Regions from separate parts of the Mus musculus genome. Here region 1 is linked to region 2. The links are chromatin loops, found by intact Hi-C in ENCODE. Cell type or tissue: left cerebral cortex. All regions are shown on one strand. Each heading gives the region's core, and the rest is flanking DNA. Links, peaks and the distances in the headings are about the cores only.

Region 1 (12,780 bases), core at 4,710-12,709, 200 kb after region 2:
CGTGGACTTCTATAGCAGCACGCTTGTCCAGGAGGAGATTATTGAAATGATAAAGGATGAAATGTTGCAAGACATCGTGAGTGAGATCAACGCCTCCTCAGCCTTTTCAATAATCTGCGAGGAGATAGCTGGTAGTGCCGCTGAGAGACAGCTTTCCGTGTGTGTGAGGTACCCACAAAAGACGCCAAGTGCTGTCTTGGTTAAGGAAAGGTTCCTGGGGTTTGTGACTGCCGAGGAGGTGACTGGGGTCCACGTGCATGGGCGGATCAAAGCTTACCTGCAGCAGGTTGGAGTTGATTTTAATAAAATATGTGGCCAAGCCTATGATAGTGCCACAAATTTTACGGTAAAATTGAATGAAGTTGTAGCAGAATTCAAGAAGGAAGAGCCAAGAGCTCTCTATGTGCATTGTCACGCCCATTTTTTGGAGTTAGCGGTGATTAGCTTCTGTAAGGAGGTGAAGGAGCTCCGCGAGGCACTACACACTCTCTGCTCTTTGTTCAACACAGTTCATGTGTCTGAAGAAATGTTGGCAAGTTTGCAAACCATGTGTAAGCTAAGTCTAAATAAAACTTGTAAGAAACACACGTCACAGTCGTGTTGGCCAGCCCACGACCATTTGCTGCTGGCCGTGACGGACTGCCTTCCGGAGGTCGTTGAGGTGCTGGCGTCAGTGTCACGCCGGTGCGCAGGCACAGCTGTGGCTGCCGAGCTGGAGGACCTGTTGGCCATGGTTACCAAGTTTGAATTTATATTTTGTTTGAAATTTCTTTATCGAGTACTCAGTATCACAGGGATTCTTTCTAGAGAGTTTCAAAGTGAAACTGTTGACATCTTTTCTTTGTTTTCAAAAATAGAAGCAATTTTGGAATGTTTATCTTCTGAAAGGAATGATACATACTTTAAAAATATCTGGGATGGAGCAGATGAAATATGTAAAAAGATAACCAGTAAGGGTTTTGATGTTGAGAAACCCTCTTTTCAAAAAAGAAGAAAAGTTCAAAGAACAGTAGATCCTGGCAACTCAGAGCATATGTTTTTTCCTACTTCAGCAGATGAACAATATAAATTTAATATTTACTACCAAGGTCTGGACACGGTATTAAAACATTTAAAGTTATATTTTTCAGAGTTTGACTATTGTAAAATGAAACAAATTTCAGAGCTGTTACTTAAGTGGAATGAGCCATTAAATGAAGCAACAGCCAAGCACATCCAGGAATTCTATAAGCTTGATGCAGACATCATTCCCGAGCTCCGATTTTACCGGCAGTATGCAGGTTTCAACTTCATCGCAGAGGATGGGTCCTTAAGCTTCATTGACCTAGGCTCTTTGTTTATTCAGCATGCTCTCCACAATAATATTCCTTGTATCACGAAGCTGTTGCATATTGCTTTATCTTGGCCAATTACTTCAGCAAATAATGAGAAGTCATTTTCCACGCTGTCTCATCTTAAAACATACTTACTTCGTACCATGGGACAAGAGAAACTTAGTAGCCTGGCTCTGATAGCTGTTGAGCAGGAACTGGTAAATAAACTGATGGAACCTGAAAGACTGGGGGGAATTGTCGAAAAGTTCATTAGTCAAATGAAAGATACGTGAGACAAACTTGCAACTTTGAGCTTAATTAAAAGAATTCTGTGGTTTTATTAGAATCCTAATGAAGTTTTGTTTGTTGGAGGTTCTTTGAGACAGATAGGGATCTTGCTCTGTAGCCTAGGCTAGTCTTGAATTTGTAAGCTCTTGAGACTGATTGACCCTCTTACCTGACTCTTCTCCTTTAAAGTATTCCAGTTGACGTATTGTGTCGTAGGCACATCTACATTTAATACATTTACTGAGCAACTACTATATGCCAGATAGTATGATATGTGCTGGAGGTATAGCAGAGAATTAGGAGCCTAGAGTCAATTGAACATAGTTTTTTCTAATATAGAAATCTAGTAAGCCTGGCACAGCGGCACACTTTCCTCCAGGACTGTGACTCATTGGTAACATACTTAACGTCCCTAGAATGCATAAGGCCCAGATTCAATTCCCAGTGCCAAGGAAGTCCTGTAATACCATCATAGCTGCTAGTGACCGTGTGCATTGTTAAATAAAATTTTAACTAAAAACCATTGCTGGGAAGAGAATAGTTCTACAGAAGCAAAAAATTAGAGGCCTAACTAACTCTGCTACCAGCAGAGAGATGCAGAGTGGCTGTGAGGTTAAGGTTTGAAATACAGAGTAGGTGGACCAGGTAGTGGTTTTTCTCTTAACAACTGCATCAGCTCATTCCGAGAGGAAAAAGATAAAGGAAGTAGGGAGTTTAGCAAGGCTGATTGAGCTTTGGTTCTCAGCTACCTGCCTTGTTGAAAGAATAAAGACAGGGGTTAAGCAGGTGGCACCTGACCATTCAGAAGCAAGGAAGTCATTTCAGGTTCTCAGCCCCCAACTAAGGCGGCTCAGAGCGTCAGCTGAATTCTGGGCTCCCAGTAGTCACTTAGTTGTGCTGTCCTTATTCTCCAGAAGAAGCCAAAAGCCAGAGCAGAGGGAGTCCAGCCCTCATGCCTTTATAGAGGGGACCTGGTGCAGGTGGCATTCCCTCTGGGCTGCACACAGAGTAGCGCCTCCAAGACTAGAATCAATTCCACGGGAGCCACAAGCCCCTAGACTTGCTCCATGGTCTGTCTCCATTTCCCTTAGATCTCATCTGCTGAACTGCACTTGTGCCAGCAAGTCCTTCTCCAGCCTCTGTGTCCTCAGGGTGGACATGATGTGGACAAAACGTATTGGTTCTTCAGTTGTCTGGTTAGTCCCATCTTCATTGACTGGGCCTTTATTACACCACAGCCTAGTTTGTGCCAAACTTCACTTGGATTCCCTATGGCCTCTGCCAGAAGTGTCTTGCTCTGTTGCTAACCACCCAACCCTCACTCTCGGGCATAATGCACCCTAGGTTCACAGACCTGCATGGATTTGGAAAAGGTAAAAGTCCTAGCTATCCTTAGCTGTGCAGTGAAACTGAGTCCAGCAGGAGTGGTGAGCAGTCAGGGACAAGGCTGTCTTCAGGTGTGGGGATCCTGGGACTCCAACATGCAGGAAGGGGCTCTACCACTTGGGACTCTAGGATCGGTACCTGCCATGGTGGGGAAGTTAGGGATAGGCTAGCAGAGCTAGGCCATTGTGTACATTTCTTACACTAGAGGAAACAGTCCTCAGCATGCGTCTAGATAGAATTATACCTTTAGTCCCAGTACTTGGGAAGCAAGGGCAGATGGATCTCTGTAATTCTGAGACCAGCCTGATGTACAGAGCTAGTTCCAGGACGGCCAAGGCTACACAAATCATGTCTCCACCAAAACAGAAAACAGAAGTCTTTTCTAGGATAACATGTAGGGCTTGAGGTCTTGTGCCTCTTCTACTTCAGGTAGCCTCCAGGCATAGTTTTACACTCCCGCCAGCATGTCTGCCTTTGTTCTACATTGTCCCACAGTTGTTACTGTCACTCCCTCTAGTCTGAACTCTAGCTGCTTGTTGGAAATAGTTGACCTTGTTTATTCCTTTTTTTTTTTTAACTGTTTGATTTTTGTTAAGTTCTTTAAGCCATGACCTTTTCTCTGAAATCAGCTTCCTCTTCCACAGTGTTAGGGTTTTATTTCCTCTGATGAGACACTGTGACCCAAGGAACTCTTAGAAAGGCAAACACTGGGGCTGGCTTACAGTTTCGGAAGTTTGGTCTGTTATCATCATGGTGGAAAGCATAGCAGCATGCAGGCAGACTTGGTCCTGGAGGAGCCAAGAGTTGTATATTCTTGATCTGAAAGCAGCCAAGAAGTGACTGTCTTCAGTAGGCAGGTAGGAGACTCTGATGTCATCTTGGGCAGAGCCTGGGCATGCTGGGATTAAAGGTGTGCACCACCACACCCAGCATAGTTTTTAGTTTTGATTAATTTCCATCTTGTCCGACAATCAAGATTGATGGATTTTGCCCCTAAGCCCCCAAATTTGGTAGATGTCTCACACCCCTTCTGGAAATTAGAACAGCTATCTTTGTCAAGTACCTATTATGTAACTTAGTACTTTGCAAGTTACATTAGTGCTCTCAATAGCCTAAGAAGTAGGTTATTGGGTGCTCAAGAGATTGTGTAGTCGTTAAGTAGTTAAGGCTACTCTTCCAGAGAACCCTTGGTTCAAGTCCTAGCACCTACATGGCAGCTCACAATGGCCTACAACTCCAGTTCCTGAGGATCCAGTACCCTTACATTCACACACATGAAGGCAAAACACCAAATAAAAATAAATCATTAAATTTACTCCTTTAAATGGTTACAAAGCACCCAACTAGTAAAGATCAAAGTAAGATATAAAACAGGTGGTCCACGGATGGTATGATAAGCCCAGCACTTGGAGGCAGAGCAAGGTGGATCTCTGTGAGTAGGAGGCTGTGCTGATCTACAGGGTTCGTGCCCAGATAGCCAGAACCACATAGACCCTGTCTGTAAATACATCAATATATTCTTCTTGTGCCATGTGTAAGTCAGAAGGGTCTTGTCTTCACCATCATGTTGAATGAAAGCATCCTTTCTATTTTGCTGCTTCTGATTTGTGAGGGACTTACAAGCTTATCTTTTTTGATGTTGGTGGTTTGGTTTTTCAAGACGGGGCTTCTCTGTGTAGCCCTGGCTGGCCTTGAACTCAAAGATCTGCTTGGGAGATCTTGGGAGGTGGAGAAACATAAAACAGGCTCCCAGTCAGTCACAAGGATCAGACTGAATGTCCCTGCACTCACCTTGGTGCCTGTGTTGCTACGCTGTGCTGTTTCTCAACTCGGCGTTTTCTGGTGGATTGGTTTATTGGGATGTAAGTTGTTCCTAAACTGAGGGACATCTATCCAAACTCAGGAAAGTGTGAGTGTGTGTGTATTAACCACATGCTCAATCAAAGAAACTACTTTTTAGGCCCTTTTGGGCAGGAAGGGGTCTATGTAGACTTTTGCTGGCCTTAAACTCACAGAGATCCACCTGTCTCTGCCTCTGGGGTGCTGGGATTAAAGATGTGTCCCACCAGTCCTAGCCTTTTAAATGATTTGTATGTTGGAGGGTGGCGGTAATGTAGTTCTCTTACAGAATCAAACTCAGGTCGTTGTGAATAGTAGCAAAGTTAAAATAGTAGCATATACACCTTTATATCTCACAGTCTCTTTTTAAGATTTGTTTATTTTGTGTATATGATTATGCTTAGCTTATCTTCAGACACACTAGAAGAGGCCATCGGATCCTATTACAGATGGTTGTGAGCCACCATGTGATTGCTGGGAATTGAACTCAGGACCTCTGGAAGAGCAGCCACTAATCTTAACCACTGAGCCATCTCTCCAGCTCAGTAGTAAAATTCTTTATCAACTGAGCCATCTTTAAGGTGCCTGCATTTCTATTTTTTTAAATTAGATATTTTCTTTATTTCCATTCAAATGTTATCGCCCTTCCTGATTTCCCCTGCGAAAACCCCCTATACCATCATCACCCCTCCCCCAGCTCACCAACCTACTCACTTCCGCTTCTTGAATTTCTACTTTTTATTCATAAAATTAAAATAGTGCAAAAACGTAGCTGGGGGCAGAGCTCACTTGCTTAGCATGCACACAGCTCTGGATCAGGCCTCAGAACTGCAAAATTAAAGACAGGGAAAAAGAAAAGAAAAAAGGGACTGGAGAGATGGCTCAGTGGTTAAGAGCACTGACTGTTCTTCCAGAGGTCTCCTGAGTTCAATTCCCAGCAACCACATGGTGGCTCACAACCATCTGCAATGCAATCTGATGCCCTCTTTTGGGGTGTGTGTGTGTGTGTGTGTGTGTGTGTGTGTGTGTGTGTGTGTGTGTGAAAACAGCTACAGTGTACTCATAAATAAAAAAAAAAAGGAAAGCATTTACTGAGTGTATAACTTTTATATTTATTGAGCACATTCTAAGATCTACTTTTATTACAACCTACATGTTGCCCTCTCCCTTCACTAGGTATTAAAGTATTAAGTTAAAGTATTAGCAAAATAAGTCTTGAGATGAAAGTCAGTTTTTTGGTTAAAAGAATACAGCTGTACTCAAAGCTGGCAAACCGTCAGGTAGATGTCAGTGTCTCACCCTTGGGATTCTGAGTAGGTCACTTTGGGGCAAAGATCATGAAACCAGTTCCTAAAGTTCCACTGCTGATTTTGGCACAGTCAGCTTTGGGAATCAACTGTGTTACTGAATGATTTTCAAAGCATTTATATCCTCTTAACAAGAGATAAAACATATTCTGTGAAGACATATTGAGTACTGCACTCTGCACAGTAAAGACTAAATAGATTTCATGGGTGTGATCGTCTCCTTCTGGAAACATGGATTAGATTAGAGGTTTTGGTATGAGGGATTGGTGCCACAATCAGTAAATATGCTATTGCATAGCTGTTTGAGAGTCAGTCCACAGAGGCTACCTACCGCTCCCTGCAAGGCCTTAATTTACCCTCGACTGACTCTTTCCTTATCAACCCATAGAAACCAAGAACACCTACACCAGGCAGTGGTGGCACACGCCTGTAATCCCAGCTCAAGGAAGCAGAGGCAGACAGATCTTTGAGTTTGAGGCCAGCCTGGTCTACAGAGTGAGCTCCAGGACAGCCAGGGCTACACAGAGAAACCCTTTATTTTGTATATATGGGTATTTTATCTCTATGTATGTCTGGTGCTGGAGGAGGTATTTATTTATTTTTGTTTTTCGAGACGGGGTTTCTCTGTATAGCCCTGGCTGTCCTGGAACTCTAGAATATATAAGCACCCTGGTTGTTTTTAATACATTTAATAAATATATTTATTTGACCTGGAAAGATGGTTCTGCTACTAAAGGCTAGGCTCACCCTTTTACTTATTTTTATCTTATGTGTGTGTCATGAATGTCTCTGCAAAATGTTTATTCAGTGCCCACAGTGGCCAGAATTGGGAATCAGATCCCTGGGACCTGAGTTAAGGATTGTTAACTGCCATGGAGGCACTGAAACTCTAAACTAGGTCCTGAGGAAGAACAGCTAATACTTTTACCCACTGAGTCTTCTCTTCAGACTCCCTTGGTTGTTTTTTTAAAGAGTTATTGTATTTATGTATCTGTGTGGCTGTGTAAAGAAAGATCTGGGCAAGGTAGCTCACACATTTTATTCCAGACTTGGAAAGCAGAGGCAGGCAGATCTATTGAGTTGGAGGCCAACCTGGCTTTAATAGTTTCAGGTAAGCCAGTGAGACCCTAAACAAGCAAACAAACAAGTAAATAAAAAATTCCATCTTTTAAACAATAAAAATACCAAAATGTTCTTTGACCCTCCTTAAATCTGGTTGGGACAAGATTTGTAAATCTTATTTGTAGTAATAGCTGTTGACTGCAAAGATCACTGGAAACTTCTACAAATTTGAGGACACCTTGGTTACATAGTGAGATCTAGGGCTACAAAGAGAAACCGGTCTTAAAAAAACAAAAATTAAGAAAGGACACTACCCTAAGTTCAATTCAGGTTCTCCACAATAAAAATTTTCACATTTAAAGTATTTTTAATTACTTTGTGTACACTAATGTTCTGTCTGCATTTGTGTCTGCTATAGTGAATCACATGCCCTGGAACTGGAATTACAGACATTGTGAGCTGCCATGTGGTTCTGTAAATTGAACCTGGTTCATCTGGAAGAACAGTCATTGCTCGTAACTGCTGAGCCATCTCTCCATCCCGACAAAATACCTTTAAATCTTCTAAAACAAAACAAAAAGCAGCAACTGGGAAGTGGTGACACGGGCCTTAAGTTTCAGTACAGTCAGGGTTATTCAGAGAAACCCTGACTTAGAAAACATAAAACATGGGCTGGAGAGATGGCTCAGAGGTTAAGAGTGAAAAGTCCCAAGTTCAATTCCCAGCAACCACATGGTGACTCACAACCATCTGTAATGGGTTCTGACACCCTCTTCTAGTGTATCTAAAGACAGCTACAGTGTACTCACATATATAAATCTTAAAAAAAAAAAAAAAAACCAGAAAAAAACCAAATCCACAAGTCAAGAAGATAGAGTAATCATGTAACGTATTAAAGTGGTGAGGGTGGGACTGTGGCTTTGCAGTTAAGGTGATTGCAAGACTCAACCTCAAAGAATAGGTCGTGTATTCCCTCTGTGTATTATGAATGCAATGAATCTTATAATTAAGAGAAAAAAAATAGGGGGGCTGGCGAGATGGCTCAGTGGTTAAGAGCGCCGACTGCTCTTCCAAAGGTCCCGAGTTCAAATCCCAGCAACCACATGGTGGCTCAACCATCCGTTAACGAGATCTGATGCCCTCTTCTGGACTATCTGAGGACAGCTACAGTGTACTTACATATAATAAATAAATAAATCTTTAAAAAAAAAATAGGGCTGGAAGATTCAATGGTTTTTTTCATCCTTTTCAAAAGTAGTTTAGGGCTGGAGAAAAGGCTCAGTAGGTAAGAAGTCTAGCTGTTCTTCCAGAGGTTCAATTCAGAGTACCCTCATGGTTGCTCGCAATTGTAATCCACTCCCTGAAAAACGGTGACTACTTCTGCCCTCCTGAAACTATGTAGTCTAGGCTGACTTTGAACTCTCAGAGATCCACCTGTCTCTGCTACCCAAGTGCTGGGATTAAAGGCATGCATCACCACACCCTAAATATTATAGGTTTTTAAAAGAGAGCATATTTTAATAAATAAAAACGGTAGCTACTCTGGGGAGTGATGGGTTAAGAGCACCTACTGAACCCCCTACATATGTGTGGTAGATGTGCGGCTTGAGTGGGGGTGGGACGAGGGGCAAGCTGTCTCTGACTCTTGTTGCCTGCCTTTGGATGGATCACTTTCTTCTAGCTGGGCTGCCATGTCTGGCCTCAATTGGAGAGGATGAGCTTAGCCTGACTTAGTCCTTAGACTTGATGTGCCATGGATTGGTACCATGGGTGGTAGTGGGGGTGGTGACAGGGCTCCCTCCTCTGAAAAGGGTGGGGGAGATTGGAGAAGGTGGGTGGGCACGGGTCTGGAAGGAAAGGAGGAAGGGGAGATGAGATCAGGATGTAAGGTAAATAATATTTTAAAAATATAAGAATTCAAATTGTCAAAATATCTGTATGAAAAAAAAGCATTTGTTGCTCTTTGATTTCTAGCACCCACATGTGGCAGATGACATAACTACAGTACACAGACACACAAACAAAATGAAAAATTTAAATGAGAAAGACCTAAGTTCTCCCTCACCATTATCAGAGCTTCAAAATAGAACATACTTCAGTCTTCCTGTCTTACCAGCCTCAAAGGAAACAAGACACATCTGTTTCAAAGGATGAGAACATGTGCAAGGCCAGCCTTCAGCCTTGGCTAGTTGGGTAAATGAATCTCAAAACCATTGCCAGTTCTTCTTGATTATAGGAACTAAAACACAGTTAACAATTTTGTGAAGACAGAACTTGGAGGCAGGCAGATTTCAGCCTGGTCTACGGAGTTCCAGGACAGCCAGGGCTACAGAGAAACCCTGTCTCAAAAAAAAATAAAATAAAATAAAATAAAATAAAAATGATAATGAACAAAGAAAATGCTGCCAACCAGATTGCCTGTCAAGCAATCCGAAGTGCGTTCTGACTGATGTTCAAGGGCGCCACTCACTTTGGGAGGTGCCATCCCTGGCTGATGGTCCTGGGTACTATAAAACTGGCTGAGTATGCCAGAAACAAGCCCCCCATGGCCTCCACATCAGCTACTGCTTCCTGGTTTCTTCAGTTTTGATTCCTACCGGGTTCTTTATATGATGGATTGTGCTGCAAAACTGCAACCTAGAAATAAACTTTCCTCCCCAAGCTGCTTTTAGCTGTTTTATTCCAATAGAAACCACAGCTGGAGAGATGGTTCAGCAGCTAGGAACACTGTCCTGAGGTTCTGAGTTCAAGTCCCAGCAACCACATAGTGGCTCACAACCATCTGTAAAGTCAAGTGTGTCTGAATACACCTACAATGTACTTATATACATGAAATAAGTGGTGCTGCTGTGCCTCCAAGGCTTACCACCTTCAGTTGACTTGTAAATGTGGCTTCCTGTTGAGTGCAAGAGAAAGTATAACTGGAGTGCCAAGGATAAGATGGTCAGATGAGGCACCTAAAGATTGGAATTGAAGAGTCCAAGTTAGGTGGTAACAGCTTGGAAGGCTGGGGCAGAGTTCTTCAGAAGGCAGTATACGCTTTGAATCAGCGCTCCATATATGGTACAGTTTCACCCATAGCCAGGATTCATGGGTCCAGGAATCAAGGGGTGGACTATCACTATCACTCCTAGTGACCCTCTAAGAAGAGTCCAACTGGGACACAATTTTACCTTTTCTGTGTGCTTTTCGAGGTCTTGCTAAGCAGTCTAGCTTCAGGTATGGGTACTTTTATTCACAGTACAGAACCAAGTTCAAAAATAAAGGGTCATTGCACTAATCTTCTAAATCTCTAATCCTATCATAGAAGTAGATCCACCATCCTCTGCCTCCCAGATGCTGGAATTAAAGGCACACACCTTTATACAAGTCTGCATTGCTTTCTGTTGTGTTCACTAGTCATCTATTCCCCTCAGTGCTCATTTGTCCATCCTGGTCAAATTTCATGTACATACACATGACCTGTGTTGAGAATTTATGCCAAGACAGGACTGTCAATTGAATACTCATATTTAGGCTTGTGGTCATTAGGGCTCGTATCTAGGATAAGGCAGATTTGGTTCTAGTGTGCCAGCATTTCACTACAATTGTGATTTTGTAAATTCCAGCAATGTTTTAAGTGGCCACACAACTGTTAAACCAGCAGTATATCAAGTTCATTTTTAATAGACTTCCTGTCATGGTTTTGTATATTAGGAGTGGCCCTGTTAAAGTGTGTCACTGAGGGTGTGTGTGAGCTTAAGACACGTGCTGCCTGGAAGCCAGTCTTCATGTAGCAGATGGAAGATGTAGAACTCTCAGCTCCATCTGTACCACACCTGCCAGGTCACTGCCATATTCCTGCCTTGATAATGGACTGAACCTATAAACCAGCCCCAATTAAATGTCCTTGGATGAGCCGAGCAGTGGTGGAGCATGCCTTTAATCCCAGCACTCGGGAGGCAGAGGCAGGAGGATTTCTGAGTTCGAGGCCAGCCTGGTCTACAGAGTTCCAGGACAGGCAGGGCTACACAGAGAAACCCTGTCTCGAAAAAACCAAAACCAAAAACAGTTGCCTTGGTCATGGTGTCTGTTTACGGCAGTAAAACTCTGAGACACTTGCCAACACTTTAATGGATCTTCGTGTTATTGGGAGTCTACTCCTACAGAGATAGGAACTTCAGGTAATAACCTATTTTAACTTCCGAGAGGTACAGGAGGCTGTGTACTTCATCTGGGTGCACTACAGAAACAAAATTCTTACTGAGTCATTTCTTCATGTACCAAACACTGACTTAGGAGCTCAGTTTCCAAAAAAACAAACACGCACACAACAAAACTCCACCTGGAAAGCTTTACTAGCTGCTGCTTTGAAGCAGTTTATTTCTTCTAGTTTCAGTTCAGCTGGTGACTGATATTTCTAAATAAACTTAATAGGTCTAAAAGTGTATTCTTCCATCTTGTGGGTTTTTAAAAGAACAAGTTTATATACCTGCTTTGAAATAAGGACTCAACGTAGACTAGCATGAAGCTAATGTTCCCATTTGCCTCTTGAACCTTTTTCCAAGTTACGTTAGTATGTGCACACACACTGCAATGTATGCTTAAAGACAAGACAATTTGCTGGACTCAGTTCTACCCTTCCATCACATGGATGCCAAGGATTCACCTCAGGTCATCAACCCTGGTGCAGTGCACCTTTAACCTTTTCCAAGTTGGAATTCTTTCTCTGAAGCTTACTTATTAATCTCTACTTAAGTCTTGTTCTTTCCTGTTTGGTCACATATAGCAGCATGATGGAAGATGTAGAACTCTCGTGGTTTTTTCCCTTTTTAGGCGGGTCTCACTAGCTGTTTGTGCTGGTGCTTCACAGATCAGACAAGACTTGCCTGGAACTCAGATCTGCCTGCCTCACTGAAAGTTTGTTTCCTTTCAAGACTTCACTGGGTGTTTTGTAGCCCCACCCCCAGTTATAGTTTAGGGCACCAAATTTAAAACCATTAAATTTGGGCACACAATCAGACAAATCCTAGAAAGGAGTCCTACTTGAACAAAGACAATTTTTAAAAATAAATTACTTTATTAATGTCAAATTCATTCCTCTTTCGTCTTGACTCATTTTCTGATACAGCTCACTTGATCCTGTTAATTAAAAAATATGATTAATCCAACTTATCAAAACTTCCAAGTGTAGCTTACTAAGCTCTAATACCACCATGTTAAATCAAGGACTGGTAATTAGTGACAGCTTTATAGCATGAGCTTCAAGTTAGAGTGCTGGATCAGGAATATCTCAGCTATCTTGGCTTGTGTATGCCTGACATCTTTCATGACGCCCTTCGTCAATTCTTAAATTGACATACACACCAAGTTTGGTGACACCCGATTGTGTCACCAAATTAATTTGAATATCATTTCACTTACCTAGAGTCTTTGTCAGTCTAAGTAATTTGTGGCTTTCCTTTTTAGCTGACCCATGTTGTGTGCTGTCTTGAGAACATCTAATTCCGCCTATAATTAAACATATATTTTTTAGTTCATTAAGAAAAAATACTACTTTGGGCACAGGCTCTGAACAACTATTATAACTATAACAATATATTACA
Region 2 (12,780 bases), core at 2,995-10,994:
AAATATCTGAAAAATCTAAAAACGTCTATGGGAAAACCTTCTAGTTGTTTCTGCGTTTTTCTTTCCATCCTTCAATGTTTTTCCAGGCTGAGTGAAGCTGCACACACTCAGGCACTCGGGATACTAAAAAATGGTTTGGTTTTTTTTTGTTTTTTTTTCCTTTGGGGGAGTTTTGCTTTATTTTTTGACACAGTCTCACTATGGATTTAGGCTAGACTTAAACTAGTTAAATGGCCAAGGCTTCCCATCCTCCTGCCTCAGCTTCCTAGGCAATCCCTGCCACACCTGGCTCCAAATGTTTCCATGGAAATCCAACTCTGGGGTATAGTCAAAGGGTATCCCCCTTTTATCGAATCAGGGAGGGAACGTTTTCCTTTGTGGTGATGACTGGAACATTTTGGAACACGTGCTCCCTAAAGGGGCATTTTGAGAGGTTGAAAATTGGCAAGGTTGATTTTATATTTTAATAACATTCTTATTTCTTGCATGTGTATATACACACACTTGCCACATCCTACGTGTGCAAATCGGAGGACAACTTGTGCAAGTTGGTTCCCACCCTCTATCATGTGGGATTCAAGGATCAAGGGCAGGTTATCAGGCTTAGTGGCAAGTGTCTTTTCCCACTGAATCATCTTGCTGGCCCTTACGTTTAATTCTTGGTTGTTTTTGTTGTTCTGAAACAGCATCTCTTATATCCCAGGCCTTGACCTTGCTGTGCCAACAGTGGCCATGAACTGTTTAATATATGTTACTATTTGCATATATATTTGTGTATGTGGTGTGAACTGTGTAATGTATGTGTTACTGTTTGTATGTGGTGTGCATGCCGCATGTACCTGCCACAGAGCAACCCAGATGACGGCTAGAGGACATCTTGGTGGAGTTTGTTCTCTCCATCAACCTTTTTGGGGTATTCCTGGGATTGACTTCAGGCCACCAAATTGTACAAGCCACCAGATCACCCACTGAGCAATCTCACTAGCCTGACCCTGAAATTCTGATCTGCCTCTACCTCCCAAGCGCTTAGGTCACAGGCAAGCCCACGGCACACACACCTGGCTTATATGGTGCTGAAGACAGAACCCAGAGCTTCATGATGGGTAGTTAACTCTCTCTACCTACTGAACTAAATGTCTAGCCTTAGCTTTTCTTTAATGAGTTATCAATATTTAGAAAACAGATTCTATAAACAGAAATAATAAGAAAAACTTCATTCTGTTTCTAGCATCTCTAAGGGAGAAGATATAGAAAACCTGGTACCTCTGAGTGAGCTAAACAAATGGGAAAGTGAGTCTTTACTGGCCCCTTTTGCCAGATCTGTAGTTTCTACTTTCCAGCCTGGCTAGCCCACTCGCTCACTTGGCACCTGACTGCCCCCTGCAGGCATCAACGTTGACTCAAGTTTAGTCCAGTGGAGCAGTCACAGGCCTGGTAGTACTTAGAACGGCCACAGAGTGGCACCACCGGGCTATTAATGAAGCACACCACTAGCCTAGCTGAGGCTTGCCAAAGCTCAGCTTAGATGATGCTTTCAGAATCAGCAATCTTTTCATCTTTACTTAGGTGGCACAAAGTTGCTCCTATCACTCCCCACCCCCACCCCCACCCCCAAGATCTGTTAAAGCAACGATGACTCAGCTCAGCAACTCCCTTAGGCACAGAGAGGATGCTACTAACTGGATTTCCTCTTTCAGGTCACCACCTGCCCTCTTCCCAGGACACCCACCCCATTGCTGGCTTCTCCACCTGAAGTCATCCATCAGACCTCTGGGGAGACAGCTCCTGAGATAAGCAGGAGAGGCACCTTCCTCATTGAGGGCAGATTCATGCTTTCTCTGCTCACTGGGTCAGCCACCTGCTTCTTCTTGCCTTCTGCTGTCACTCCCCATACAGCCTCCCCAGCAATAGGCCGAGTTAGGCTAACACACACTACAGTCCTTTTGGAAAGATTTGGTATTATGCATGGAGACATACTTCATCTAAGGTAATTTGCTGTTCTTCCCACTGACTCTGGAATGCAGAGGAAACCACACATAAGACAGTCACTGCAGTATTTAAACTCATAGGGACACTCGAGAATCAGCCTTTGCTAGAGCTTCACTTGATGGGTAGGTACCTAATTGTGCAGCCATTAAAGAAAGCGATGAAAGGGACTGGAGAGATGGCTCAGCGGTTAAGGCTCCTCTCCTCCAGAGAACATGAGTTCAGCTCTCAGCACCCAGAATGGAGCGGCTCACAATCACCTGTGACTCTAACCCCAGGGGAACTGACACCTTTTCTGGCTTCAGTGGGGGGCACCAGCACATGCTAACACACACACAAGCAAATATTAATACAAACAAACAAAAACAATGAAGAGGGCTTGAAAAATGTTACAGCAGGTAAAGGTACCTGCTTGCCAACCTTGAAGACCTGACTTTGGTCCCTGGGATCCACATAGTAGCAAAGAACCAATTCTCAAATGTTGTCTTCTGTGTTCCACATGTGCACTAAGGTGCAGACAGATGCGCGCACGCGCACACACACACACACACAAAATAGATAGATAGATAGATAGATAGATAGATAGATAGATAGATAGATAGATAGATAGATTTGTTTGAAGTGCTAGAGGGGTTAGAGAGATGGCTCCGGGGTTAAGAGCACTGACTACTCTTCCAGAGGACCCAGGTTCAATTCCCAGCAACCACATGGCAGCTCACACCTGTAACTCCAGCTCCAGGACACAGCATCCTCACACAGACATACAGGCAAAACACCAATGGATGTAAAACATAAAAGGTATTAGAAACACAGTCTGGAGCCGGGCGTGGTGGCGCACGCCTTTAATCCCAGCACTCGGGAGGCAGAGGCAGGCAGATTTCTGAGTTCGAGGCCAGCCTGGTCTACAAAGTGAGTTCCAGGACAGCCAGGGCTATACAGAGAAACCCTGTCTCAAAAAACCAAAAAAAAAAAAAAAGAAACACAGTCTGGGAAACAAACAATGATAGAATCCAGCTTGGTAGCACAAGCCTATAATCCCAGCTACTCATGGGGGCTGAGGCAGGAGGGCCAGGAATTCAAGAACATCCTGGCAGCCTAATAGGACTGTTTCTTAATAAGAGCTTGAAAACAGGGAGGAATCCGAACTGTTAGACAGTGACTGTCTAACACGTGTGAGGCTCTGGGTTCTACCTCAGCAACCTCTTCTCTGAGAACAATGCCAACCACCATATGGTAAGGCAGAAATAACAATCTGCAAAAATAATATAAAAGGATATCCATGGAACCCCTTTTAAACCTACACAGAGAGCAGTGGGCCAGGGGGGCACATGCCTACCGTCTCATCTCTTGAGAGGCAGAGGCAGGCAGACTTCTGTGGATTTGAGGCCACCCTAGTCTATGTAACAACCTCTAGGCCAGCTACAGTGGCTGTTTCAAAAGGAAGCAAAACTTAAAAACCCACAGACATTAGCGTAAAGAACAAAATGTTGCCAGCAGCCACTGGAGCACTGCGGGTGTGGGTGACCCCTTCTCACCTCTGCCAGATTTTGTTAATGTGAAATTATCCCTGAGTTGTGTGTGCTATGGATTTAGACCCTAGGGATGCTGCAGCCTTGTGTAGTCACGATAAAAAGACTCCTGGGATCTTGTATCTCTGGGAGACTCAGCTGGCACTGAGCTGTGCTGTCTTGGGAAGTCCTCAGACAATACTGATGACACACTCCAAATGTCTGCACTAACTCCGAGGAGAACCCAGACCCCATCCAGAGAGCAGGACTCCATCAGTATGTGCCAGGTGCCACTTTAATTGAGTCCCCACTCCAGTGAGGAAGGGTGGAAGACAGTGATTATTTCCAGGCTTATGCCCCGCTGGCCCCGAGGTAAACAGCCTGAGCTCCCCACAAGAGAAGCATGCTTTCCTTCCCCTGAGAATCCCACGCCTGAGCCAGTAAAGGGAAGAATGCACACAGGAAAATAAGAAAGCCTCATCAAGGGAGCCAGGGACATTCCTGAATTCTTTTCAGTGCAAAAACGAGAACTAGACATGGAGGTGCCCCTCCTAATGGCAACGATAAACCCCAACCATTCCCAGTTGAGGCCAAGCCCCTCCCCGGGAGCCTGAGACCAAGGTTCATTCCCCAGGGCTCCTCCCTGCAGGGCTCCCAGGTAAGATCAGAAGCCTGTCCAGGCACGGAGAGAGCCCACTGAGCAGACGCAGTCTTCCTCATTGCTGGCCCCTACTGCTGCCGCTCTGCAGCCATACAGGACCAGCCAGTACACGAGTGGCTGTGGGTGCTCAGGGGGCCGGAGTGAGCAGCAAAGCAAATCAGATGTGTGTTCTGAAGCTGGGTCGACATGGCGGCAGGACATGGCATATCCCTGTGCACCACAGGGACCTGGGCCCTCCATTAGTTCTTCTCTGGACGGTTTCTGTTCAGGACTGCTTTAGGGGCAAATTCTAGCTTGTCCTTAAGGCTCACCACCTGAGTGTGGTCCTTGCCTAGCATCTCATCCAGCTTTCGGTCCTCTCGGCGCTCCAGGATGCTCTTCTCCTCCTCCACAGGCTGAGGAGTCTTTCCCCTGATGAACCATTCCAGGTGGTAGCCCACAGCCCCGACCACAAAGGCCACAGGGAAGGTGACATAGGGGGCATAGGTTCGCACCACGGTCCAAAGCACAGGCCACATGACATCTGCAGAAGAATACAGAGAGCGTTAGGGAGACATGGGTGCCTCCTCTTCTAGCACGTGCGGACAGCACATAGGTGCTCTACTTACCAGGCAGCCTGGCAACTAATAACTGGGCAGCCACCCTGCAGAGCAGCAAGCAGCCACTGTGCTCTGTGCAACAGTTGGGTCCCCGAAATACTCTAAGAAGTTGCAAAAGATTCGACTGTTGGGGACGGGGGTAAAAACCTCTACGAACTAGTGCTACTGTGTGCATATGCCCCTCACAAGGAAACTCCAAGCCTAATTAATGGCTCTTCCAACCTGGTATGACCTCAGGTCCTCTCTTCCAGATATCTGTCAACATCTTAGGAAGAGAAAAGAAGTCTTTTCTCTGCTCTATAAAACTTCACACAGCCTCACTCTGAATTCTGGCTCCCTGATGATAAGTAGTTCCTTCTCCTGGGGGAAAGCACAAGGGCCTTATTTAACTATGATCTATTACCTAACTATTCTGACCTAAGATGGATAGGGTTTTGTTTTGTTTTGTAACTCTATTCTGGCCTTGGCTTTCCTAATAATAACCTATAGTTAACAAATCTTGATCAAAACAACTTCAAAATATACGACCTGCAACCATTCACATCCTCATGCTTACACAGCAAGTCCCTGAAAACATCACAAATGAATACAGTATTCCAGATGCCCCAGAACCCTAATACTTAAAAAGTCCCCGTGGAAAATGCTGTAAAAAAAAAACAAAAACAAAAACAAAAACAAAAACTGTAGAGCTGCCCCTAGGGCCTCCTGCAATGAAACACCAAAGTAATATGCAAACCTACACACTCAAATGGCCACTTAGTCACAAATGATTACCACTATTAAATTACTATTTATACCATTATTTAATTACCGTTACAATCATAAAAGGCTGCTGGCAATGAATGTAATAATGCAAGCTACCACCATCTACTGAGTGCTTATTCCAAGCTGGGCCCTGGGCTAAGCACTTCACACACACAGTGTTCTCCAATGTTCACATGCTCGCCTTAGTCATCAGCATGGAGTCACTTGCCCGTGTTTATGCTTCCATAACTGTTTCTCCAACACCTCTCTCTCTCTCTCTCTCTCTCTCTCTCTCTCTCTCTCTCTCTCTCTCTCTCTCGGCTCTACGGTGAGACATCCAGACCTCATGGAAGATTTGAAGGCTCCTCATTTCCCCCTTTTATTCTCTTTGGGGGAACTTGGGTGTCTTGTGGGCCTGACACTACACATGGACCTTCAAAGGCAAAGAACTGCAGCAAGATTCAAGTTTCTCTTCCTGCTCCTTTGACCTGACACCATGCCCTATGCTCTACCATATCTCCCCTGGTCATCGCCTGACCCTCACATCTCTATGATGTAGGAACGAGGAGCCCAGATTCTTGTCCAAGGCCATAGTGGCTCAAAGACACTGTGTCAGCTTGCCAAAATCATACAAGTGGCAGGCCCGCTGGTCTGAGGCCAAGCCTGGGCTTTTTTTCTAGCAGAAAGAACACTCTGCAGATGTATGCATGGTGTCCGTTCACACCCTAGATGTGTGGAGGGCCTCCTACAGCTCCCCATTAGCTTGGCTTTTCATTACACTGAAAGTCTTCCTTCCTTCTGAGCTCTGAAGTTATATCATGAGATCCGAGAAACCTTACAATGTACACATTAACAAAGAGGGGAAGCTCCAAAGAACCCCAAACTCAATCCTCCATTCTATTTTTAACTCAGTACTTCGTTCTATTTTCTGTTTTAAGTTTTGGGGTTTGTTTGGTCAGCTGGTTTTGGTTTTTTGAGATAGGGTTTCCCTGTGTAGCCCTGCCATTCAGATTCCTTCTGTAGACCAGGCTGGCCTCAAACTCAGAGACTGGACTGGCCTGCCTCTGCCTCCTTAGTGCCAAGATTAAAGACATGTGCCACCACCGTTGGGCTTGTTTTTATTTTTAAGACAGGTTCTCATGGCACCCAGCCTGGCCTCAAACCCTCAAAGTAGCTAAGGATAACTTTGATCTGCCGACGCTCCTGTTTCCAGTGCCAAGTGCTTGTGATCACAGGTCCACACCAAGTGCAAGTCCTTTATACAATTCCTGGGTAGAGACTCTCAATTTTCCAATTTGTCTTAGGGCGGGCATATCAAGCACCAGTCTATGAGTATTACTCTTGTACATAGAAAGCCCAAGTTCTATGTGCTCTTGTCCGAATTCCAGTCATCCATGTATACAACACAACCTTCTCTTCGGTAAGCTATGTGGGCCTACCCTACCTGTCTACAGCTCTCAAAACACCCTGGAGCTCCACAAGGTTAAGAACTAAGGATGTCCGGATCGTCCTATGCTCTGTGCCTCTTCCCACCCTTGCTATCCTCCCTAGCAAAGAGCTAAAAAAGTTTGTTGGTCGAATGAATGACAGGCAGCATAAACATGTTGCTTTGTTTATGGAAGACTACAGCAGCCTTCCACCCGCACTCACAAAGGGGTATAGGGATATGATCATAAGCAGCTAGACTTCATGAAGTCATCCCGAAGGTATCAAAATGTAAGTAGCACAAGTGTTTCCCAAATACTGCAACGCCTATTTCCAGCCCGACACGCAGGGGCGCCAGCCAAAGGCTCCAGGTACAGGTCAACCGGGCCGCCAGGAAACCTGTCCCAGTGCCTGAGCCCACCGGAAGCTCTCCAAATGAGAGCAGTCGTAGGAGGTCCGAGAAGGTGAAACCATCAGCCTTGACAGCCAGCCAAGTTGGGATGGGAGCGCCAGTGAGGTTCGGGTCATCAGCTCCTGTTCCCTGTCCAGTCACGCCACACGCGTGGCTTCGTCACCCTTCGGCCTGCAGGGGCCTGAGGCGGACGAGATCTGACCACAGTCCACACTCGGCCACCAAAAGCTGGCCGAGGCCGAGCGGGTCACGGAAACCATCGCTCCCTCAACTAGGAGGAGCCGTTCCCGTGGGACTGGGGGCCAGCGATCCTGGGAAGCGAAGTGCCCTCAGCCCTGGGAACTCACCTGCGGTCCAGCCCGCACACCCCGGACAGGTCCCGCGCTGCGCCCGCTAGCCGGGAGCAACAGGGACGCCGAGGTTCCCAGTGGCCCGCGGGGCGCGCCCGAGGCCCCGCCCACTGGCATCTCTCGGAGAGCAGCGATTGGCTGAGCTCCAGCCAGCTACAGAAGAAAGGAAGCCAGGCACCCGACCCTGCGTTGGACTAAACGCAGAATAGTATAGCGCCCCCTGACGGCTCGGAGGCTCCCCTGTGACGTTGCCACATGCTTGTGAAGAAGAAAAAAGAATAGTCAGCTTTCATTGATCCAAATGAAGTTCATTAGGTGTCTTCCGAGACTTACCTAGGTCGGATATTACTGAAACCGAAAACCCAACCCCTGACCTCCAGAAGCTCCCGTAGCAGAGAATAACCTAGTACTTTCAATCTTCTTGGGATCTGTGCTTTCAGGCTGTGTGTCCTTGGGAACATCATTAATTAATCTGAGCCTCAATTCTTCTGCATAGCGTTAAAACCTTCCATTTCAGCAGGGATGTTGCAAGGGTTAGATAACATCTTGTTTGTAAAATACTGTGCCAGGCACACATCTCGCAGGGAACTAGATTGTAGCGTTAGTGAGTCTACAAATTGCTGAAAGTACCAAGACCCTCTGATCGCAAGTACTCACTCTCCTTCCTCCATGTTTCCCCTGTCCCTGAGCGGAATTATACTTATCACATATAAGAAAAAGCCTCACACCCCAAGCTCTCTAATGGACTACCATAGTCCTGCCTTCTCAACCTGCCCACACTGCTCTCAACCTGACCAGTCTCCTTCCCACTAATAGCATGCTAAAAATCAACGTTTGAAGCCTGTGTGTCCATGTTCTTTCATCTACCTGGAGTGCTCTACCCAGCTTCCCTTAAGTCTACCCAGCTTCCCTTAAGTTAGCAGTGAGCCATTTCTCAAGGTCACGGGTACTCTCACAGGAAGCGTCTTCAAGACTGTACTGTCAAGTTAGAGATTCTTCCTCTTTTAGATCAAAGAGCCCAAAGCTAAGCCTGACAGCGAAGATGGGGAGGAAGAAGCTGCCAGAAATTAGCAACCGTGATTATCAGACCTTGATTACTTGTGCATTGAATCTGTGGGAAGAGATCAGAACAGTCTAGAACACAGGCTGGCATTTAGCCATTCTACAAGCTAGACATTGGCGATACAAATGGGGACTGCCCTCCGTAGTTTCCTGGATGGAGAAGAAACAGGAAGACCCACACAGTGTCATAACAGAGGACACTGTCCGTCCATACAAGAAGAATGAGTGGAGGTTCCCTGGAAGGACAGATCCCTAAGCTGGATCTTAATAGTGACTAGAAGTTCCCTCCAGCAGACCTGGGTAAGCACAGAATCCCCAGCTAAAGTGGAAATGACAGCATTGAGAAGTCCTGAGGCGCAAGACCAGCCTTGGCTCTACACCAAGATCCTATATCAATTAAAGGAGTCAGTTAGCACTTCCAGATCACACAGAACTACAAGCTGAGACCCTGTCTAAAAATAAAGTAAAATACCAAACACTGGAATTAGTTGTTTAATTAATTCAAATCTTGACTCTGTGGCCTGCTAATCTGAGAAAATATATTTATAACCTTTTAAAAATGATTTTAATTATGTGTGTGTAAGGGGGGGGTGCAATGAATGTAGGCACCCATGGAAGTCAGAAGAGGGCGTCAGACACACAGGAGTTTATGAGCTGTCAGACATGGATGCTGAGAACCAAGCTAGGCTCATCTGCAGAGTGGTGTGTTCCTTAACCACAGTACCATCTTATAGACCTATTTGTATTTAAAAAAAAAAAAAACCAGTAAGAAAATACCCTAGGACTGGCCAGATGGCTCAGCAGATAAAGGTATTTGCCACCAAACTGATGGCCTGAGTTTAATCCTCAGGACCCACATGGTTGAAGGAGACTCTCAACTCCTGAAAGTTGTCCTCTGAACTCCCCATAGGGTCTGTGGCTTGTGAGCATACACCCACACACAAATAAATAAAAGGAATAAAAACCTTTAAGACATCCTCTAGGGTTGCTGTTGTAAATCACGCTAGTGTGCAGATAGCGCTTGCCACACCTCTTGGCATTTGCTCAATGAGTGTTTGGTAATGAATCCTTCTTGTCATGTTAAGATTCCCCCAGATTCCTGCTTCTTTCTGCAAGGTTCATCCGAGGCATTACTTCACAAATGGAAAAAAATTCCGAGTAATATCTTCAAGTTGGCCCATTTTGTCACTCCCCAGATCCAGTCTACCTCACCTGTGCTTCTAACTGCCCCTCAAAATCAACACCATCATTTCTTCCCTGGACCATCTTAGCAGTTCCCCACCCCTCAACTGCCCCCCACTGCCATGCCCGTTCCTTTGGCCAAAGGACCCTTTAAAATCTAAATACAACAATGGAGTCCCCAGCTTAGCCACTGATCCCTTCTGACCATGCCATCCATCCTGGGCTGCCCTGTCTAGTTCTAGCTTTCTTCTCCAATCATTCAGAACTCGGTCATCTTTCCAAGTCTTTGCCCACACTAGTCCCTTGACTGGAAGTGGGTATCCTCCCTCCCATGTCTCCTATGCAAGTAAGACAGTTCACATGGCTTTCCCAAACTCACTGTTCAGCAGATGGATATCTGTTCCTGTTAGAAACAGGAAAGCTAGCTACCTTTGTAACCATGCAAAGAGGTTGGAGCATATTTAAAAGTGACCAGGCCACAAGGACCCCAAATCTATGGATGAGATTGCAAAAGGCTGTCTGTCACCCCTCAGCTCCCCCTCTTCCGCTTGCTTTCCAGCATGGGGGGAATTCAGGAAGAAGGCCTTCACCACCAGGTGCAGGTCCGTGTGTTGTTCGTTCTAAGGACAGGTGAGTCTCATACAATCCACACTGGCCTTGAACATCTGATCCTCAGGCCTCCAGCTGCGATGACAGGTGTGTGTTGGCAGCTTTTTGTGTTTGTGGTTTTTGTTTTTGTTTTTTTTTACAAGATAGTCATTTTCTTTGTTGTTTTAAATGTTATTTAAAATTATGAATGTTTTGCCTACATGTATGTCTGTGCACCACATGCATCCCTAGTGTCCATGGAGGTCAGAAGAGGTCATTGGATCCCCTGGACCTGGAGTTACAGACAGTTATAAGCCATCATGTAGGTGCTGGGAATAGCCAGTGCTATTAACAGATGAGCCATCTCTTCGGACCCCTTTTGAATCAGTCTTGCTGTGTGGTCTACACTGGCCTTGAACTCGTTGCAATCTTCTTGCCTCAGCCTCCAAAGTGCTGGGATTACAACCAGGCCTCACCACAACTAGTTGTTGTTATTGCTGTCATTTTATTGGTGGTTAGTGCTTTTTTGAAGATTTATTATTTTGTGTGTATGAGTATTTTGCCTACATGGCTGTATGTGCATCACGTGCATGCCTGGTCCCCAGGGAGGCCAGAGAAGGTAACAGAGCCCCTGGAGTAGGATTTACAGACAGCCATGAGCTGCCATGTGGGTGCTGGGAATCCAATCTCAATCCTCTGCAAGAACAAGTGGCCTGAACCACTGAACCAACTCACTAGCACTACCAGTTATTTACTGTGGAGATGGGATCTTGATATGTTAGCTAGGCTGCCTCTGAAAGAGGCTCAAATGCTCCCCCTGTCCAGACTCCCAAGTAGGCAGGGTTACAGGTACACACTATTGTGCCCCGCTACATGCATTTGGTTTGGGTTTATTTATTTATTTATTTATTTATTTTTGCTCTTGTTGTTTTGCTTTGTTTAAGACAGTCTCACTGGAGGGGCGCTGTGGTGATGCATGCCTTTAATCCCAGCACTTGGGAAGCAGAGGCAGGAGGATTTCTGAGTTCAAGGCCAGCCTGGTCTACAAAGTGAGTTCCAGGACAGCCAGGGCTACACAGAGAAACCCTGTCTCGAAAAAGAAAAACAAAAGACAGTCTCACTGAACATGGTGTCTTACATGCCTTTAATCCTACCACTTGGGAGGCAGGGGTGGGTAGAATCAATGTGAGTTCAAGGCTAGCCTGCTCTACATCATGAAACCCTGTCTTTAAGAAAGAATCTCATATATACCAGAATAACTTCAAATTCGCTATGTAACTACAAAGGACCTCAAACTTCTGATCCTCCTGCCTCCACTTCCCACATGCTGAGATTACAGACATGTGACATCACACCCAGCATTTGCCATCTAGAATTAAGACCTCCCAGCTCCAGAACTCTGTTCATTATGAAGGACCTAGAATCAGCGTTCTGTTATAGCTGTATATGGCACGAGCTCAGCTCCTCTGAGACCAGGTCCCTCTTCAAGCTACAGCTTTCTGCTCCTGTGCCTGGTTACTATCAGGCGGAGAGCCACTTGTACCCAAGGACTATCTCTCCTAGGTCACAAGACCAATACCAAGAGACCACCCCAGATTCTCAATCCTGAGGACATTTTATTTTGATAGTTTTGAGACAAAAATCTCTCTATGTAGCTCTGTCTGTCCTGGAGCTTGCTAAGTAGACCAGGCTAGCCTCAAACTCAGAGACCTCCTTACTTCTTCCTCCCAAGTGCTGGGACTAGGGTGTGTGCCACTCTGATGGCTCCTGGGGACATTGTAAGCATACGCTCAGAGCAGGACGACCAGACCTACTGGCACTGGCATGCTTGAGCCTACTTACATCACTGCATGATTTCAGGAAACCTAGCCCTGTTTCTGAGCAGGGACACAGACCCCTCTGAACACTGGAATGTGGCCTGAGGATAATGCAGGCTGAGTCGCCCTAGCTTCAGGATTAGGAATAAGGAGTTTAAGCTCTCCAAGTTTGTCTCCTCATTGGAAAGTCACAAAATCTGCTACACAGAATTGTTCTGATCACTCAAAACTTACAATTTTCAGGACTTTAAAAAAACCGAACAAACAAAAAGCAGTCTCAAGAGGAGTAGTGTTACCCAGGCCCCATCTGGAAACCCAGTAGAAAACAGACAGTGGGGCTGGAGAGATGGCTCAGTGGTTAAGAGCACTGACTACTCTTACAGAGGTCCTGAGTTCAAATCCCAGCAATCACATGGTGGCTCACAATCATCTATAATGGGATCTGA

What was found. Peaks named below come from ENCODE experiments on the same cell type or tissue, not always from the same donor. Only the 100,000 strongest peaks of a DNase experiment are listed, where the experiment ranks them.
Region 1: it touches region 2 in a loop (2.9-fold over the local background); 9 of 42 quality-filtered maps call a loop at or near these places.

What each region holds. Positions count from the first base shown.
Region 1 is chr4:127,036,468-127,049,247 of GRCm38, reverse strand. Zmym1 (zinc finger, MYM domain containing 1) reads left to right here. Exons shown (of 8, transcript NM_026670.5): 8 at 1-2,154. The coding sequence ends at 1,606. It also overlaps a transcript of Sfpq not described here. Among named protein-coding and RNA genes, the nearest start is that of Zmym1, 18 kb to the left of the region's middle. In left cerebral cortex, for the core only: CTCF peaks have their summits at 8,381 (motif pointing left) and 9,185; no DNase peak of the experiment used is centred there.
Region 2 is chr4:127,238,801-127,251,580 of GRCm38, reverse strand. Smim12 (small integral membrane protein 12) reads right to left here and starts at 7,797. Exons shown (of 2, transcript NM_030252.2): 1 at 7,683-7,797; 2 at 3,772-4,678. The coding sequence starts at 4,673. The coding sequence ends at 4,395. In left cerebral cortex, for the core only: CTCF peaks have their summits at 7,913 (motif pointing left) and 9,390 (motif pointing right); DNase peaks (open chromatin) are centred at 7,355, 7,852 and 9,750; H3K4me3 peaks cover 1,178 bases; H3K27ac peaks cover 663 bases.